3 separate regions of the Mus musculus genome follow, and all the other regions are linked to region 1. The links are chromatin loops, found by intact Hi-C in ENCODE. Cell type or tissue: left cerebral cortex. All regions are shown on one strand. Links, peaks and the distances in the headings refer to the core of each region. The heading gives the core; the rest is flanking DNA.

What was found. A loop is a pair of places that touch in the nucleus more often than their neighbours do. Peaks named below come from ENCODE experiments on the same cell type or tissue, not always from the same donor. Only the 100,000 strongest peaks of a DNase experiment are listed, where the experiment ranks them.
Region 2: a loop joins it to region 1, with 2.3 times the contacts of the local background. A loop is called at or near these places in 2 of 42 quality-filtered maps.
Region 3: a loop joins it to region 1, with 4 times the contacts of the local background. A loop is called at or near these places in 3 of 42 quality-filtered maps.

Annotation. Positions count from the first base shown.
Region 1 is chr8:112,569,068-112,574,714 of GRCm38, reverse strand. It overlaps Cntnap4 (contactin associated protein-like 4), which reads right to left and starts at 4,672. Exons shown (of 24, transcript NM_130457.2): 1 at 4,490-4,672. The coding sequence starts at 4,580. Gm26994 (predicted gene, 26994) reads left to right here and starts at 5,140. Exons shown (of 6, transcript NR_132433.1): 1 at 5,140-5,252. In left cerebral cortex, for the core only: a CTCF peak has its summit at 3,059 (motif pointing left); DNase peaks (open chromatin) are centred at 3,033, 3,479, 4,069 and 4,822; H3K4me3 peaks cover 2,620 bases; H3K27ac peaks cover 1,036 bases.
Region 2 is chr8:112,728,064-112,733,710 of GRCm38, reverse strand. It overlaps Cntnap4 (contactin associated protein-like 4), which reads right to left. Exons shown (of 24, transcript NM_130457.2): 4 at 151-298. Among named protein-coding and RNA genes, the nearest start is that of Cntnap4, 160 kb to the right of the region's middle. In left cerebral cortex, for the core only: no CTCF peak of the experiment used is centred there; a DNase peak (open chromatin) is centred at 2,518.
Region 3 is chr8:113,630,018-113,635,664 of GRCm38, reverse strand. It overlaps a transcript of Mon1b not described here. Among named protein-coding and RNA genes, the nearest start is that of Mon1b, 3.0 kb to the left of the region's middle. In left cerebral cortex, for the core only: a CTCF peak has its summit at 2,836 (motif pointing right); DNase peaks (open chromatin) are centred at 330, 637, 1,243 and 2,829; H3K4me3 peaks cover 1,006 bases; H3K27ac peaks cover 1,091 bases.

The DNA.
Region 1 (5,647 bases), core at 163-5,162:
AGATTAAAAATGCCCCCTTAGCCACCAAAAGTGCTGTAGACATTTACTAATAAAATGGAGGTATTGCATAGTTGTAGAAATGAGATTTCTCAAAAATAGTCATCTAGGAGAAACAAACAGGGAAAATATGATCTCCTGATATACTTGCCAGTCGGGTGAACAGCTCCTTCAGTATGTGTGTAATTAATGACATAAGAACATTTTTAATCAATTAATATAATCTATGCACACCTATAGTTCATCATTGCACCATACATCACACATCAGAGGTCAATGGAGGTTTTTTGTTTTGTTTTTTGGGTTTTTTTTACAAAGGGGCAGATAGACAATACAGAATATTACATAGATACTTATAAAGCAAGAATAAAGACAATTCTAACAAAATCTTACCAATCAAATTCAAAATATAATAATATGTAAATACAAATCTTGCTCATGCTGTTGCATAAGTGAGACAGGTGACAAAAATTCAAATTTCACACTGTCATTTTCTGCCACAAAAAAAAATCACTTAAATTTGTTTTTTTTTTTTTTCAGGTAAAGATGCAAACCCACTGTTAGTTCATAGTCCACATAAAGACAGGTGTAAGGGCAGATGTGTCCCATGGGCCATATTCTGCCAACACCTGAGTAAATATTACAACCCCTTTCCAATGACCACATGCAATTCCACTGATCTATTTTTATTGAAGAAAAAAAAGTCTACTGATGGTCTTTTATTGTTTTAATGTGACATGAATTCCCAGACTAATTTCAGGAGATTATAATGATATTTATTACTTTAATTAAGGACTAGGAATCATGTAGAAGTCATGTTTGGCCTCCATGTTGGCTCATAAGCTATGTTAACCATGTGCAAAAGGATCAGAAATTATCCAGAGCAGACGCAATGAGTGGAGAGAAGGCGTCAAGTGGATAACAGTAGATGATACTAGGAGTGAGTCAGACAGCCCACTGACCTGCACTTCCAAGGGCCAGCCATTGACACATGGTGTCATGGATCATATCCATCAGTATTTTGTTATTACATTGTAGTTATTTCATTATTTTACTACAGAATATCTGGAGGAGGGAAGATTACAAAAAGAAGCTTTCAGAAAGAACCATGACACTGAATTTTAGGCACTTGAGGATCTGTCCAGTTGTATCTGGGTTGTACCCGAGAATTGGTAAAAATGGCTTTCTACAAGGGCAGCTATTTTTCTCTATTACTGATTATATCATATTCTTGGTACTTCCTTTGAAGTAGATAGCAGACATAGCCCTGATTTCAACTAAAGGAAAGAAAGAACGCAGTCAGAAGCTGACTTCTAACTCAGTCATTAGTGAGCTACTTGGTGGGCATTAATTATTCTCAGAGAGAGGTTCAGCGTGTCTTCTGTCATGTGATCCCTAAGAATGAAACCAAAACAAAACCCTCCCCAGGCTTACTAGTTATACCCCACCCTTCTTATAGGGCCAGTCAGCCTCCCAAAACTATCTTGGCATTTAGAATTTGTAGCTTCTTAAGAACAAGTGTAGAATAAATAAATCATCTTTCCCTTGTTCTAGTACCTCTGTCTTAGAAGGAAGTGAAGAAACCAGAGAGATGCAGGAGCACAGCCTCTCAAACAGCAAGCCCATGAGCAAGGATGCCTGCCACTGTGTTTGCACAGAAGGATGACTCAATGTAATAACAAACTTATCTCGACCTGGACATAGGCTAAAATCTTAGGGCTGGTTTCCAACTTTGAAATGTCATATGGAACACCAGAAACAAAGAATATAACCCACTCAATATATTTCTTTTTAAATATATAGGTACTAACTAGAGTCATAGAGTGTTACTGGCACATGAATTAGTAATGTGTACTTACACATAAGTGTGTGTGTGTGTGCATGCACGTGTGTGCATGCACCCCCATGCATATGTAAGAGTGGGGAGGAGAGAGGGTGGCTGTATTTGCATGGAATCTTTCTAATGCAAATTTCTCAGATGATTAAGTAGATCAATTAATATTCAAATTAGAGTTCACCTAATCCCAGGTTTACAGAGTCCCCTAGGCAAATGTTCTTATTGTTACCCAAAGGCCAACTCAGTGGATGACAGATTTTTCTCCTTGTGAGTCACTTGTAAATAAAGAAGAAAGGTGTTTACATTCACCTGAGAGGCAGGTCTTTAATTTTCTTTTGCTTATATGCAGTTCCCCCGACTTTACTTGTGGGATTTGAGATTGATTCACTTCTTATTAATAAACAATCTGGTTCAGGAGAGTTTGGGGAAGTCTCATAAGGCAACTTTGAAATGCTTGTGCTGATTCCAGTTGCCTGCCCTTTGGTTAACGCGCACCCCTGTTCATAAACTCATAATACATTGCTCCGTCTTCCAAAACTGATACCATGGTAGCATACATTTTTCTATCCCAACCCAGCAACAAGTGAACCTTGACTCCTCCAAAATGTAAAGAGTGAGGAATAATGTAAAAATTAGGAAATGAAATCTTTTGTTCTACGTTTGCATGTCACATTGTCAAAATGCCAATAAGAAATTAACTAAAAGTCACCTTAATTTTCGGAAGCCATTGAATTATAAATTTGGACACTTGAAGAAAAGTTAACTCTTAAATAGGTCTGCTAACTAAGAATTCCAAGTTTAATGTTTAAGTGTTCTTGTTCACTTCAGTTCTAGGCTCTCCACATTTATCCAATGACTTCATAGAGAAATCGAACCCCGATGGATACAGATCCAAGGTTGAAACGGCACCCGTGGGAGGCCCAGGCAGAGCTAAGCAGACATGAGCACTGGCTTCTCCTCAAATCTCAGCTGCTCACTTTTTCCCTGGCTGAGATGAACGAGGAAGGGAAGCCTTTTAATATGGATCTTCCGGTGACACTCTGTACCACATTGCAAGCGAGCAAACAAACATCCGCAGCTCACAGCCCAATTATTCATATTAATAAACTGCAAAAAGATGTGCAGGCAAGGCATAGGGAAGACAAACTGGGTTAGGCCAGCATGAAGCTCTGCCCAACTCAAGGGAAGAGCTTGTGTGCTTCGCATCGCAACAGTGACCTCTAGTGCTCCCTCTCTGATGAACCCCTGCAGCTGCAGAAGGAATTACACCTTTGCCACAGAACTTCAACTGAGCGGGTAGGTGGGTTCAGGTCTGCTGTGTATCATCCTTGTTTGTTTATTTGCTACAGCGCTTGTCAAGGCCATCACCCACAGGACCCTCTAAGATTTTGGCTAGGTGAAACTATACATATTTTACTGATTTAATGGGATTCCCACACATTCGATTTGAAATTGAATGGGAAGCACAGTCCAGCCTAGGAGTGAAGTTCTCTCCTTTGCCTTTGCAGAGTGGCAGGTAAATTCTGACATTAAATGAGCTCCTGAAAAATCATCAGTGGGTGGACACGAGCTCGTGGCAGTGAGTTCCCTGTGCCTTTCCCTCGTGAGGACTCTACAGTTAAGGCAAAAGAGGGTCTATGGCAAAGAGAGTTACCAATGTCTTGTCTCTCAAACCTAAAGCTGTCAGTAAGGCAGGTCCCATCCATTCCTGAGCAGGACTTATAACCCTTTCTTGTAAAGCAGAGAAAGAAATAGAAAGTTGTGTGTTTGCTTGGCTGTTTTTATCATACATAAAAAGAGGAAATTCTTCTATCTAAAGAATCTAAACCAAATATAAACTTTTAAAACTTTTCCTATTTCCAATGGCAAGCTGACGAAAGAGTTGGGCCAGGGTATTTTGGATGATATTTAAATTAAGCAACGAGACCATAACAAATGTTCCTCGAATCAATGAACTCAGCACTAAGACAATCAATCACAAATACATGAAGTTGAAAATTCAACCACTAGAGAACACTACTTAAGCGGGTGGTGGGGGAGGGGGAAGTCACCTGCACATTTCCCTTTAAGGGAGATGTAGGGATGGGTACCCATCCAGGAGTGCTCTTCTGCCTGAGGACACAGCTCTCCAGTGCTGAGCTGTGCCTCCACCAGTTCTGCCTGCCCCTGCCCGCGAAGTCTGCAGTATGTCTCAGCTATTAGCCTGCACCATTTCAGAGATGCAGCCAGCCACTGCTAAATCGCAAACTTCAGAAATCTCAGCTAATGCAGCAGAATATCAAGTCTGCGGGTTGTTTTCCTGGTAGACAAATAATCCCAATGAAATTTAATGACCTCAAGACAGGCGCAATGGAAGACGTTCCCGGGCTGGTCCCCCGATTAAGATGCTAATTTAATGTTTTACTAGAAGTTGAGTCTTCTCAATGAATATTCAAAGAGAGTGAAATTCTGCTAGTAAAAAAAAAAAAATCCAAATAACATATTGCATATTTTGACCAGACCAAGAGGAACCCGATCATATTTGCACAATTTCCCTGTAGTGCTTTTCCTAGCCCCGCAGCGATTCCAGTTGAAAAGATTAATCGTGAAAACAACAGAATCAAAGTTTTGCGCGGAGCCCCCCTGCAAGTTTTAAATCATTTGCTGTGTACTTACATGAATTCCCAGCTTCCACTCTGTTCCAATTTTGAGTAGACAACAGAAGTAACATCTTGAGAACAGCTCCAGCGACAGATCCCATATTCATAATTTTTGAGCTCCCCAAAATATCTCGAGTGGCTCTCAGAGCGCTGGAGACAGGTTCTCCTCAGTCCTTCACCCAGCACTGACTGGGTCTTCAGTATCTCTAGCTCTCTGGATCTCTTTCCTCCCCCTCCCTCCTCTCACGCGCGCGCTCTCTCCTCCTCCTCTCCCTCCTCCCTCCTCCCTTGCTCCTCCTTCCTTCTCTCTCTCCCTCTCCTCTCTCTCTTTCTCTCTCTCTTTCTTCCCCACCCTCCTTCTCCCCTGCCCTCAGTACTGGTTCCTCACAGAAAAGCAACCAGCTTCTGTCCTAACAAGCTTACACACTGCTGCCGAGGCCACGCCCACTCCTCGCACCGGTCTTAGAAATTTGCCCCAGCATCCTTCCTCCTCCAAAAAGCACAGCAGCAGCCAGCAGCTTTCTGAGCTCCGCAGCGGCTGCAGGTGATGGAAGCTGGACCTGGAGGCGCTGCCCGCTGCCCGCTGCTCCTGGCCTCCTCGGGGCTCCCTCCCCTCCCCTCTATTCTCCAATAAGCTTTAACCCATTTTGTGCCCTGCCACCCTTTGGGGTGAGGAAAGCAGCCAGGCAAGGAAGCCTTCTGATTTTCCGCAGGTCTTGTATTTGGCAGTACCAACCAACATAGTGAGCTATTTCCTGATTGCCCGGGAGTGTATCCAGGTAAAACTGCATTATGTTTCAAAACAAAAGCATAAAATAAGACAGAAATAACGAAGCAAGCGTTGGTGAATTGTAGCTAAAACTGTCCTCCGGGAAAACGCGTGCTGTTTTTCTCTGTTTCTATAAAACTATTGCCTTGTGCTCCGGTGCCAGGATTTTATTACGGAAATTCCTCACATGGGAACAGACATTCCTGCTTGGCAGATATTTAAAAATCATCTGATAATAGTCTGCGAGAAATTAACATTTCTTATTTTAGTTGGTGCTTCAGGAATACAAATCCACCCATGAAGAGTTCTCTGAGTAGACTGAGTTTTATGAAAGCATCCTTCTGGAAATAGGCAGCATTCCATAATCATGTTTCTTAATAGTAATTCCCAGAGGGCCCAAAATGG
Region 2 (5,647 bases), core at 241-5,240, 160 kb before region 1:
GATGTGGTCACGAGAACGGCCTTCCACTGGAGTCATTCCTGTCTCATGTCTTTCTTCATACCTACAAAGTTGACTTCCGTTGTACAGTCTGGCTTTTCAAGCACCTCCTTTGATGTCTATTTCAACACGTTTGGTAAACAAAACACTTACGGTATGCACACCCGAACACCTCAATGCGCATCCCGATTCTGCCCTTGGGGTTCCATTCTAGAGGAATGAAGCGTAGGAACCTGGCTTTGATTGAAGGCTGGAGTCTATAGTACACAACGCTGTCTGCGTTCGCGTTCCCAGAAAATCCCTGGAAGAAAAGGAAAAGAAGGATCTCTATCTGGAGGTTGTCAGCGTCACCTGGGAAGAATGTCTGTGTGCAAAGATGGCCTTTCCTTCTGCCCCCACCCCCGGTCCCCGCCCCCGACCCCCGACCCCTGCCCTGTGAAAACTGTCACTTCCTTTAAGGAAATCAGATGAACTGTTTTGTCTCTCCATGCACAAAGTGACTGTTACCTCCGTTTCTTTGTATTAAAAGAAGTCACACTTTGTATTAAATTGCAATCACACCTATTAGAGCGGCTTTCGACTAGAATACCCTCAATAAAAATTGCTTCAGCAAAACACGGATTAAACGTAAAAGTGCCCCCGCGCCAGTGGCTGCCAGCACTGCAAACAGTGTGCAGAAGCCGAGGAAATAATCTCTCAGTATTGAAAAACTATTACCTGATTCAGCAAAGAAACTGCTCACCTGTTTCGGCTATTGCTCTTTCTCGGCTCCCTCATTAGCATAAACAAAAGCCTCCCCCCCAAGTAGGAGCCACACTCTATAAGTGCTGCTAAGCTTCATCAGCACACTGCCTCAGTCTTGTCCATTGCCGTAAAGGGATACTGGAAGCAATGAGAATTTGGAAAGACCCGTGATTAGACTTACAGGCTCTGGCTCTGGAAAACGAGAGAGACCTTTGGAATGATGCTAAGCCAGCACAGTCAATTTGCAGATGAGGAAATTAAAGGTCAGGAAGGTGCAAAAAAAAAATCTCTGGCGTCTGCAAAACCATCACACTGAGTAAGCCTGTGTTCCTTACGCAGTATTAGGGCACATTCGCTGATGTATAGCTTGCCTCCAATATTCATAGAACTCAGCACCCTAGCTACTTGAAACACATTTAAAGATCTATTTATTTTTATTTTAGGAGTGTCTGCATGAATGTTCACAAACCATGTACATGTCTGGTGCCTGGGGAGGGCAGAAGAGGGCACCAGATCCTCTGAAACTGGAATTCCCATTGTAAGAGTCCCTGTGGGTGTCGGAAACCAGAGGTGGGACATCTTAAGTCATACCTCCAGCCCGGAGCCATGTTTATCTGCCACATCATGGGACTTCACATATGACGAAATCAGTATGATAGAGAAGCTGTTCCCATCACCCATATTTCACCCTTATTTCTTCTCCACCCCCTCCTCCAACTCTTCTTCCTCCTTATTTTTGTTTACACTGTCACGATTTCTATATGTAGGAATGGCATAGGAAATATGCAGACTCATTATGCTGGGTCTCCTTAAAGTTAATCAATAAGGGACCAGCTAAGAAGGCTAAGAGGCAGACAGCAGATTCCAGTATTACCAGTCAGTACTCTTATGTACCAAAATATTTTCTAACACATTCTTTAAAAACATAAAAAAATAAAAAAAAGTTGCGTGTTTTGAAATCAACTCCCGTTGATTCCGTGAGTGATCAATTCGTTTCTTCTGTTTCATCAGCATCCCATTCCCCCGGTTTTTCAGGCTGGCACCCCACAAGGATCTCCACAACTGTACATTTCCACCTGCAAATTAAATCTGAAATCTGGCACCCGTAATAGCTAATCCTCATCTGCTACTCGACTGTACTTGGAACCAGCTAAGAAACTAACTTAGGTGCGCATCTGTGAGAAGGTTTTCCACAAAGAAAGACTGACCATCAGTGTCAGTGGGTGATACCCCCAGATGGGTTTGGGACCATCCCATGAATAGAAGTGTGAAGTGGAGAAACCAAACTCTGCTTCCGGACCGAGGCTCTGGCTGCTATGGTTACCCCCCCCCCCCCCCCCCCGCCATGCTGGACTTAGCCTCAAATCATAAACCAAAAATAACCTCTTCCCCTCACTTACTTGCTGATGGGTGTACAGTCACAACAGTCAGAAAAGCAACTGATACAGCCTGGTTTACCGTCTCTACTATGACCACCCAGTTCCACAAAGCATGGTCTCATCAGAATTGTCATCAAAGCCTGGTCTTGGACCTTTCATTCTTGCGTCCCGGCCCCATTCATACCCAGACTCTCAATGGTTTCCCTGGTGACCAGCCAGTAAGATTTGGAAAGGAGGAGTGCAGGACCCCTTCCCGCTGCTTGCGGTCAAAACCCAAAGACTTCATCAAGTGTAACAACCACAGCTGGAATGTAGCCCCACTGAATCTCCTTGAAAAGGCATGACTCAGTCCTGATGAAGGCATTTGCACAGAAGGCAACCGTGTACAGTCACTTCCTGTTTGGGCTATCCATACCGCCTCCGCCTGAGAAGGCCTCATTCTTGCTCACATCTTCTAAGGTAAAGTCTGGGCTCCCACATCAGATCTTCCAGTTCTCCTTTCTTTGAGTTTCTCACCCTCTGCAGGAGGAAGGGTCCTTTTCTGTTTACTCTTTTTCCAGGCTTATTTATCTTACCCTGCTAGAGGGGGCGTTCCACTACAAGCATGGACCCTAGCCAGCCTCCAGCTACAGTGAAATCCCTGCTTCGTCTCAGCAAGATCCTCGGGCATTTATGTTTAAGGAAGACAAGGCTTAAAAAGAAAATTTAAACAAAGTTCAGCACGCTTCTCAATTGCGAGGCCTCTTGGAGCACAGGCTGACGAGAACCATGCGCTATGTCTCTTAGGACAGGGAATGATCTAGTGTGTCTCAGACATACTTGTTCCCCAGGAATGTTCCTCATGCACTTTTCCTTATCACTGCCCGCTTACTACTGCAGTTCTGCTGAGCACCTGCCTGGGCTGCAGCTGGGCCCACCTTGAACCAAGCAGGGATTTCACTGTAGTTGGAGGCTGGCTAGAGTCCTTAGACTCTGACCATCAGCCCTTTTAAAAAGTCCCACCATATTTCCTATTTCCGCGGTCAAAACACTTTACTAAGGATTAGGAAAGATTATCACACTAGTAAACGCCCCCACCCCCACTCATCCACCCCCACTCCCCACCTACCTTAGTGGTTTCCATTTCTGAGGAAATCATGAGATCCTGCCTATGAAAAGTCATCTCAGGACCTTCGGAAAATTCCGCAAGGCACCCCTCTCCTCCAGAAGGGAGAGGCTTATTATACTCCTCAGAAAGACCACAGGGGGGACCCACAGATAAGGAAAGCCCTTGCTATTTCACTCCCTAAGGACCAATCAGTTTAAAAGTCACACCGTTCTGCCAACCACATTGTGTTTAGTGGCTGTTGCTCTATTCTACCCCTGAAAACTGTATACAAACTGGCTGAACGGGCTGCCTGGGGTCACCACCTCTCCTTCAGGTGCAAGACGACCCCAACACACTGGAACAATAAATTCCCCTTGCTTTTGCATTGATCCCTGGCTCCATATGGTTCACTCAGAGGGTTCCCAGGAACTAAGACTCCTCAGTCTAACACCTGAAATTTGCATGTCCATGTGGTCGAATTTTTCTTTTAGGAGGGGTAAGGTAAGGTACCATTTTCCAACTTGAACTACATGTTAAAACTTTCAGTTGTACAGCCCCCAAGCACAGATATGTGTGTGCGTTCACACTCACACTCTCATATACACATATATGCATGTGTCACACAGACCCTAGGCATTGGTGTGTGTATGCATGTGAACACATGTATGTGTATCTGTTATGATGACTCCAGGCATTGATGTATGTACATATGCGAACACATCTTCTATGTGTCATGGAGACCCTAGACATTGGTATGTGTATGCATGCCCGTATATTCATGTTATGTTGACCTTAGGCACATATACAAACACATGTATATGTGTGCACACATGCTTATGTGTTTTCCTCTTAACAAGCTAGTGTGCGAGTATAGCTGAGATCCTGGTCTCTGGATACTGGATTCTAAAGTGACACTATCTATCAGTTTATCACATATTTGTGATTCCATTTCCTGGGTGCCACTGGCGGACTAATGTAATCTGTAATTATAATCCCTTGCCAAGTGAACAGGTGGATGATTAATTAAATGACCTTCCAAAAGATATCACTTTTTCCCCTAAAATTAATAGAATTTCACACATTCAGATAGATGTACTGTGAGGATCTCAGCTTAAGGGACGGGGAGGAAAAGATTCTCACATTGACAGTGATAACAGAATGGCAGATGGCCTGGGAATGCATGCGGACAGCAATGTCTGATTTTTATTTTTTAACATGACTGACTTATAGGTTATTTAAATTTTTAAACATAAAGTGCAAGTGTAAAATATATATATAATTTGCATAAGTAATACAAATACCTTCCCTGGCACAGTAAAAATTTTAGCAGTTCTCTCTTGCAGAATTGTGAAGCCCAGGACTATAGAACGTGAGATTTTTAAATAAGCTGGCATTCTTTTTTTAGTAATCATTTAAAAAAAATAATTAAGACGTTACTACAAGAAGTGCAGGCTGTGCTGTGACTGGCAGAAGCATCCTTCAGGAACTCTCAGAGACCTTAAAGCATCTTTCCACTGCAAAGTCATTTGGAAAAATGTAATGTTACCCTCCCTCACAGCTAAAGCAGTCTGACAGTCTTTGCTTTCTGCTGCCCAACCTGTTTACCTTTGTGAAATCCTCGAATAACCAAGATTCAGCTTTTTTTGACTCAATGCTCTCAGAGAAAGTTTTCAGAGCGTCTATGGGGTGCAAGACTGATCCTGCAATACCTTGTAAATGAAAATTTCAAGGCCTACTGTCAAGTTTTAAATGCACCGGCTGTCCCTACAAGACAGTCTTCAATCTGTTAGGGAAAAAAATGTTTTTTTACATACCATCAAAATTCATAAAAAAAAAAACACAAAGATTTTTTGTTGGTTTTGTTTTGTTCTTTGAGAAGGACAAAGACTCACTGTGTAGCCAAGGCTGCCTTCAAACTCAGCATCCCCCTGCCTCAGCTTGTAAATACTGGGATCCAGTTGCCAGCAAGAAACGAGTGAGCTTGAATGTCTCTTTTTCTCTCTTTTTTCCTTTTGTTTATTTTTGAGGCCATATTTTAATTACATTTCTCCCTTCTCTATACTCCTTCAAAATAATGTATTACGCGAACAATATCTCTTCCATCCGCGTTCAGTTTATAGTCAGAGTCCTTTGGGTGTTCTTCAGAACTTCAGGAAGTTGATTTTCCCACCTCACAGGTGAAAGCTGCCTGGAGCGTGCATTTCAAGTGTTTGCTACTGTGGTTGAAGCATAGAATGTCTCCCACAGGCTCACACAGTTGAACACTTGTTCCCAGCTCCAGCTGTTCCACACAGCAAAAGATTTTAGAGCAGGGGACTCACTGGAGGAATGACTGTTCCGAGGTGTGTGGACCTTCAAGTCTACAGCACAATTCTGCTTCCTGGCCTCTCTCTTTCTAGTCAGCTGTGGTATAAGCAAACAGCTGCTACCCTTTCCCTTG
Region 3 (5,647 bases), core at 241-5,240, 1.1 Mb before region 1:
GCGTCCTTCCACCGGACGCAGCCAGGATCGGCTGTGAAGTGGGGCCAGACCGGCCCACTTCGCGTACCAAGGGCTACCGGCTGAAGGGGGCGCGGCCTGGAAATCTACTAGGTCGAGGGGGCGGGACCTAGTCCCTCTCACCCAATCAAGAGTAGGCTCTCCCTTATGTCCCGCCCCATTCTGGTGGAGCCTCCGCAGATAGTGTGCGCTAATTGGCGAAAGCCACTGCTCATCCCTTGACTGACATCTCCCTGTTTCTAACCGAAACCTCACTCCTGTTCCGGTCTTTGCTGGAATGAGAGAATGCCGAACCAATGAACTCGCGTCCCCAGTATTGAGACAACTTCACGCTCTTTTATTCAATTATAGGGGCAGGGCGGAGCGTATGCTTGACGGACAGCTCTCTTTCCAATCGGAACGTCGCCCGCAGCCCAGTCAGCCTATGGGACTCGGATGCTGAAGCAAGAGGCGGGCTCTGCTGGTGGGACTGACTCTTGGGATTCTGGACTCCGCCAGCCTGCGAGGGGAGCTTACGGAAACAAAAGCAAGCTGCTTAGGGCTAGTGTGTGCGGGCAACACGAGCGCACCCCACTAGCAAGGAGAGGTTCTGTGGGCCGAGCCAACCAGATCGGCAGCCTAATCCAATAGCGGAGTGGGGGGTGTGGTTGTCAGGGACCGCTGCGTTCTGGTTGGCTGAGAATTCTGCCGCACCTACCTCCGGGTATCACCATTGGCTACTATGTATGATGGGCCAGGGGCAGCAACAGCAGTGAGGAATCTTGTGAACAGAAGCACCTAGATGCTCTCTTCCTTAAGGCTGTGGAGCGGGGATAGGTGTATCTAGGCGGCCAGAAGTCGCTCCAAACTAAGTGTTGTTCATTTTGGTTTTGAGTCACAGGCTCCTAATAACCCAGGCTGGCCTTAAACTCGCGATCCTCCTCCCTCACCCTCTATCTGGCCCTAAACCCAAGTCAGAGTAGATTACAGTGCTGCTCCAGCACCTGCCATTGCCTTTAGGTTTAGAATGAGGGTGTGAATATCCCTGTTCTGGACGTCCAGGTCCGTTTTTTAGGTCTTTCTGTACATTGGTCTTTGAGACTGCTTGAAGCCTCGCAGTTTGTGTCTCTGAGTGTTACTATATTATTATCAGAGAAAATAGAGTTAAAATAACAACAACGACGACGACGACATAATGACATAAAGGTCGAGGATTTCTGTTTTGGATACAGGGTTTCGGGTACCCCGGGCTGGCTTCTCACTCACCAAGTGGCAAGGATTACTCTGCTTCCCGCCTCTGTTTCCCCAGTACTTGAAATAACTGATGTGCCCTTAACACCAGGTTTGTGTCATGCTGTGGTGCGAACCCAAGGCTTCATGTATTCTGGGCAAGCATTCTACCTCGTGAGACCCATCCCTCCGGGCTCCAAGATCAAGGAGGTGTCATCAGCCAGGAGACATAACATCCCTGAATATTTAGATACTCAAAGACAAAACTTCAAAGTACCTAACTGTCAAATTGACAAAAACTCAAAGGGAAAATAGCTCATGAGGTTAGGTGATGATTTCAACATTCTGTGCTCACTAAAAATGGCCGAAACTGATGGCAAAAAAAAAAATAGATAAATATTTAAATCTAAATATCTAATATCTAAATAAATAAATAAGGTTACAGAAGATATGATCAACAGCTGGCAAATGAATTGATATTTATTAAAAAAATTCTGCTCAATTACAACAGAGTGGATTTTTTTCCAAATGCGCATGCTGGACCAAAAAATTAAAAAAAAAAAGTTAATGCCCCTTTAGAAGCTAAATCTTTCAGAGAAAATTGTTTGATTACAACAGAAATTGTGGCTATTGTTAGCAGAGATTGGAGAATTCTTCCAAGAGTAGGAATTAGGTCAGTACTCATCATATGAACACATTATGACTCAAATATTAAATCCATGGGATATTCAGGAGTATCTTCAGCTTCATGAAAACAGGAAGAATGAGCAACTGCGGAGACTGTAAATCACGAGTGCTCACAGGGAAATGTGCAACTTTATATATTCACACGGGTATGAGAAGAGACACTCATAACCAATGATCTACACGGGAGCCTTAAGATGATAGGGAATGAGAGGAAGCTAGACCTGCAGTAGAAATAAGACGACAATAAAGATGCAATTCAGTGAGAGGGAAGACATACAGTCAAAAGAGACAATGTAGAAATCGTTCTTTCTTTGAAAAGGTCAGCATAGTTACTAAAATGTGTGCTTAAATGATAAAACCAGTGATCAATAGGATTGAAGGATAACATGATTAGAGGTCTCTAGACATATTACAATATTATAAATTGATTTTTTTAAACAAAGGAAGGATAGATAGCTAGATAGCCTTGCACTCGCTAGTGTGAAGGAAAGATAAAGTGATGGATGGACCTACGGACACTCAGTCCCTCACTCCCTGTCCCAGGCTTGGACCTCACTGGAAACCTTTTGCTCTTGTTCCAATATTAGAGGTCTTAAAGACATTCCTTAGAACAATGGTTCTCAACCTGTGGGTCACAGCCCCTTTTTACAGGGGTCACCTAAGCCCATCCTGCACATCAGATATTTATATTGTAATTCATTACAGTAGCAAAATTACAGTTTTGAAGAAGCAATGAGATAATTTTATGTTGGGGGGGGTCACCACAAGATGAGGGACTGTATTAAATGGGCACAGCATCAGGAAGGTTGAGAATCACCACCTTAGAATGTGTAAGTGGGTAAGATGCCTAGAAACCAGTGGGATCCAAGGAGAGGGAACAGTAGATCACCGTCAGCATCGTTGTTTTTTGCAAGAATGACCAGTAGATGGCACAAAATCCACATGATAGAGACCTTCCAAACTCAACTCACTGTCCAGTAAATACCAGGAAAACACCAGTGAATTGTCTTCAAGAGCTTAGGTTCTCACTTCCATGACAAGAATCCAAATCTGAAACCATCTAAGACTCTTGTTTCTCTCACGATTAAGACTCACTAAGAGAACATAATCTACTCTGAAAACTCATTTTCAAAAGGCTTGACTATGCTTTCTCAGACTCGTTAGGAGAATGTTCTTCCTATAGCAAAGATTGACAACCCAAAGTGGTGAGTCTCAGATGGCTAGAGAGATAGATATACAGGGGATAATTTTGCACAAGGGAGAGTTCACCTATCTGAAATCTGCGGAAATAAGGCGCTATTTACGGTTCAGAAGTAATGGGAGCTGGTATTTGTTCAGAACACTGTAGTAGGCAGAACCAATAAACATTAAGGAGGAAGACAGGGTGACTGATGATACAGCTTGGTGGTGAAGAGCACCTGTAGAGGACCCATGTTAAATCGCTAACAGCAGAATGTGCTACAAATGACAGGCAATTCCAGGTCTGGGGCTCCTGGCACCTCCTTCTGGCCTCACTTCCACCCACACTTATGTGGGATTACACAGGTAAATAAAAATAATAACAAGCGAAAGAAAGAAAGGAAGAAAGAAAGAAGGAAGGAAGGAAGGAAGGAAGGAAGGAAGGAAGGAAGGAGGAAGAAAGGAAGGAAGGAAGGAAGGAAGGAAGGAAGGAAGGAAGGAAGGAAGGAAAGGTAGATTTATTTATTGTCCTAGCATCCATCTCTCTTGCTGTGATAGAACTTTCTGAGCGAAAGCCATATTGGGGAGGAAGGGTTTGTTTGCATTACAGGTTGGATCACATCATCCAGAGAAGCCAAGACAGAAGCTTGAAGTCAAAACCACGGAAGAACCTTGTTTATTAGCTTACTTTCCATGGCTGCCTCAGCCTGCTTTCTTTTACAACCCAGGACTCTCTGTCCAGGGTGGCACCACCCACAGTGGGCTGGACCCCCCACACACATAAATCATTAGTTAAGAAAATGCCTCACAGACTTGCCCACAGGCCAGTCATCTAATGGAGGCAATTCTTCATTAGAGTTTCTTCTTGCTGGGTGATTCCAATTTGTGTCAAGTAAACTAACCAGTGCACTTACCATTATTTGGCTATCACCCAATGCATATGTATATCAAGACATCATATAGTTCACCACAAATAAGTACAATTTTATATCATTTTAAAATTAAATATATAATGACTCCTTCCCCACAATAATGAGCCTACTCCATGTATAATGGCATTAGTCCATTTTAGATGGTGGGTCCTTGATTCCTACCCTCTAAATCCTGTTACAATGGCACTTAAAATTCAGCATAAGTTTTAAAAGAGACAAATCTTCAATGTGTTTGTTTTGCAACAGTCCCACAGCATAGCATTTTATATGATTTTACTTGGGAAGCACTCTGGTACTCAGAGATCAAATACTTGCCCAAGATCACGTAGTTAGAAAAATTATACATTTCTATTTTCATTTGTTTACAATACATGGAATTAGCCTGGTGTTAGTAACATTGAGATGTTACGAATTCAGATGAATAGTAATTGCTCTCTTGACCGCATGAAGCATGTGCTAAAATCTCGTTAACTATGCTCCTTGGAAGAGTGAATATGATTGGTCTGCCCTGAGTCAAGGTGACCCTAAGGTTAATTTGTTAGGAAATCATGTGGCAATAGTGTGAACAGAATATTTGAGCCCAGGCACTCCTGCTGGCTCCAGGTTCCATGTCTCACTCTAGTGCAGTGGGTGGAGTAGTTACATCACCCAAGCCAGCTAGCTGATGCTCAGGACCAACTCATTACTGTTCCAAAGCAGGGCTCCAGTTCTTCTCAACTGCTGTGTGTCTCTGGTGTCATGGCTCACTTTTTAAGAGCTTCACACTATCGACAAGCATCCTTGGGACCAGCTTTGTTCTCATTACAGTGTGTTAAGACTTCTGGGCCTAGGAAAGTGTGCCTTGCCAGTTCCTTCCCTAAAACTTGATATGATGGTTAGGGCTCTTGACTGAAAGTAAGAGAAAGCAGCTCCAGGCAGAAACCTGAAAGTCTACTGAAGTGCCCCAGCATCTCTCCTAACAATGCAGGTTGGAGAATGGCTGGCTTCCATGAGAGATAGAACTGGAGATGGGAGAACTGGAGTTCTCACCCAAGAACTCTACATTGAGTCCCTGCCCATGGTTCTCTCTGCATATATTTGTTGTATACGCAGGTCAGCTGAAGTTCTCAAAATCCCGTCCAGTGTTCAGCCACAAATGAAAATTTGACGTGCTGGGCTAGACTTTAAGTTCTGTAGAAATGTGGTGAGGTATTTTGGTGATGGAGGTAGGTTTGTTTACGTGGTATTGGGGGATTGAGCCCAGGCCTTTGTCCATGCAGATCAGATACCCTACCACTAAGCTACACTCTTCAGTCTTTCTCTGAAAAGAAAAAAAAAAAAGGATAACAGGAAGCCCTTCTGGGCATCTCTACCAGATTCCAGTGAATGACTTTCATATGATACAGCCTCTCTTCAAAAGACTAGTCTCAAAGGACTCTGGGGGCGGGGATTTCACTCAGTGTCTTCTGAGCGCACTGCACCTCCAAAGAATGGCTTGTCCATCTCCTACATGATCCTTTTGGCCCACAAATCATCAGCTCCCAGCCTTCTTTAGATTCAGTTATGGAGGACCTGAGGCATGCCAGTCCGATTAGAGTACCCTAATACAGACCATAATAGTTAGTTTAGGGACAGAGGAACAA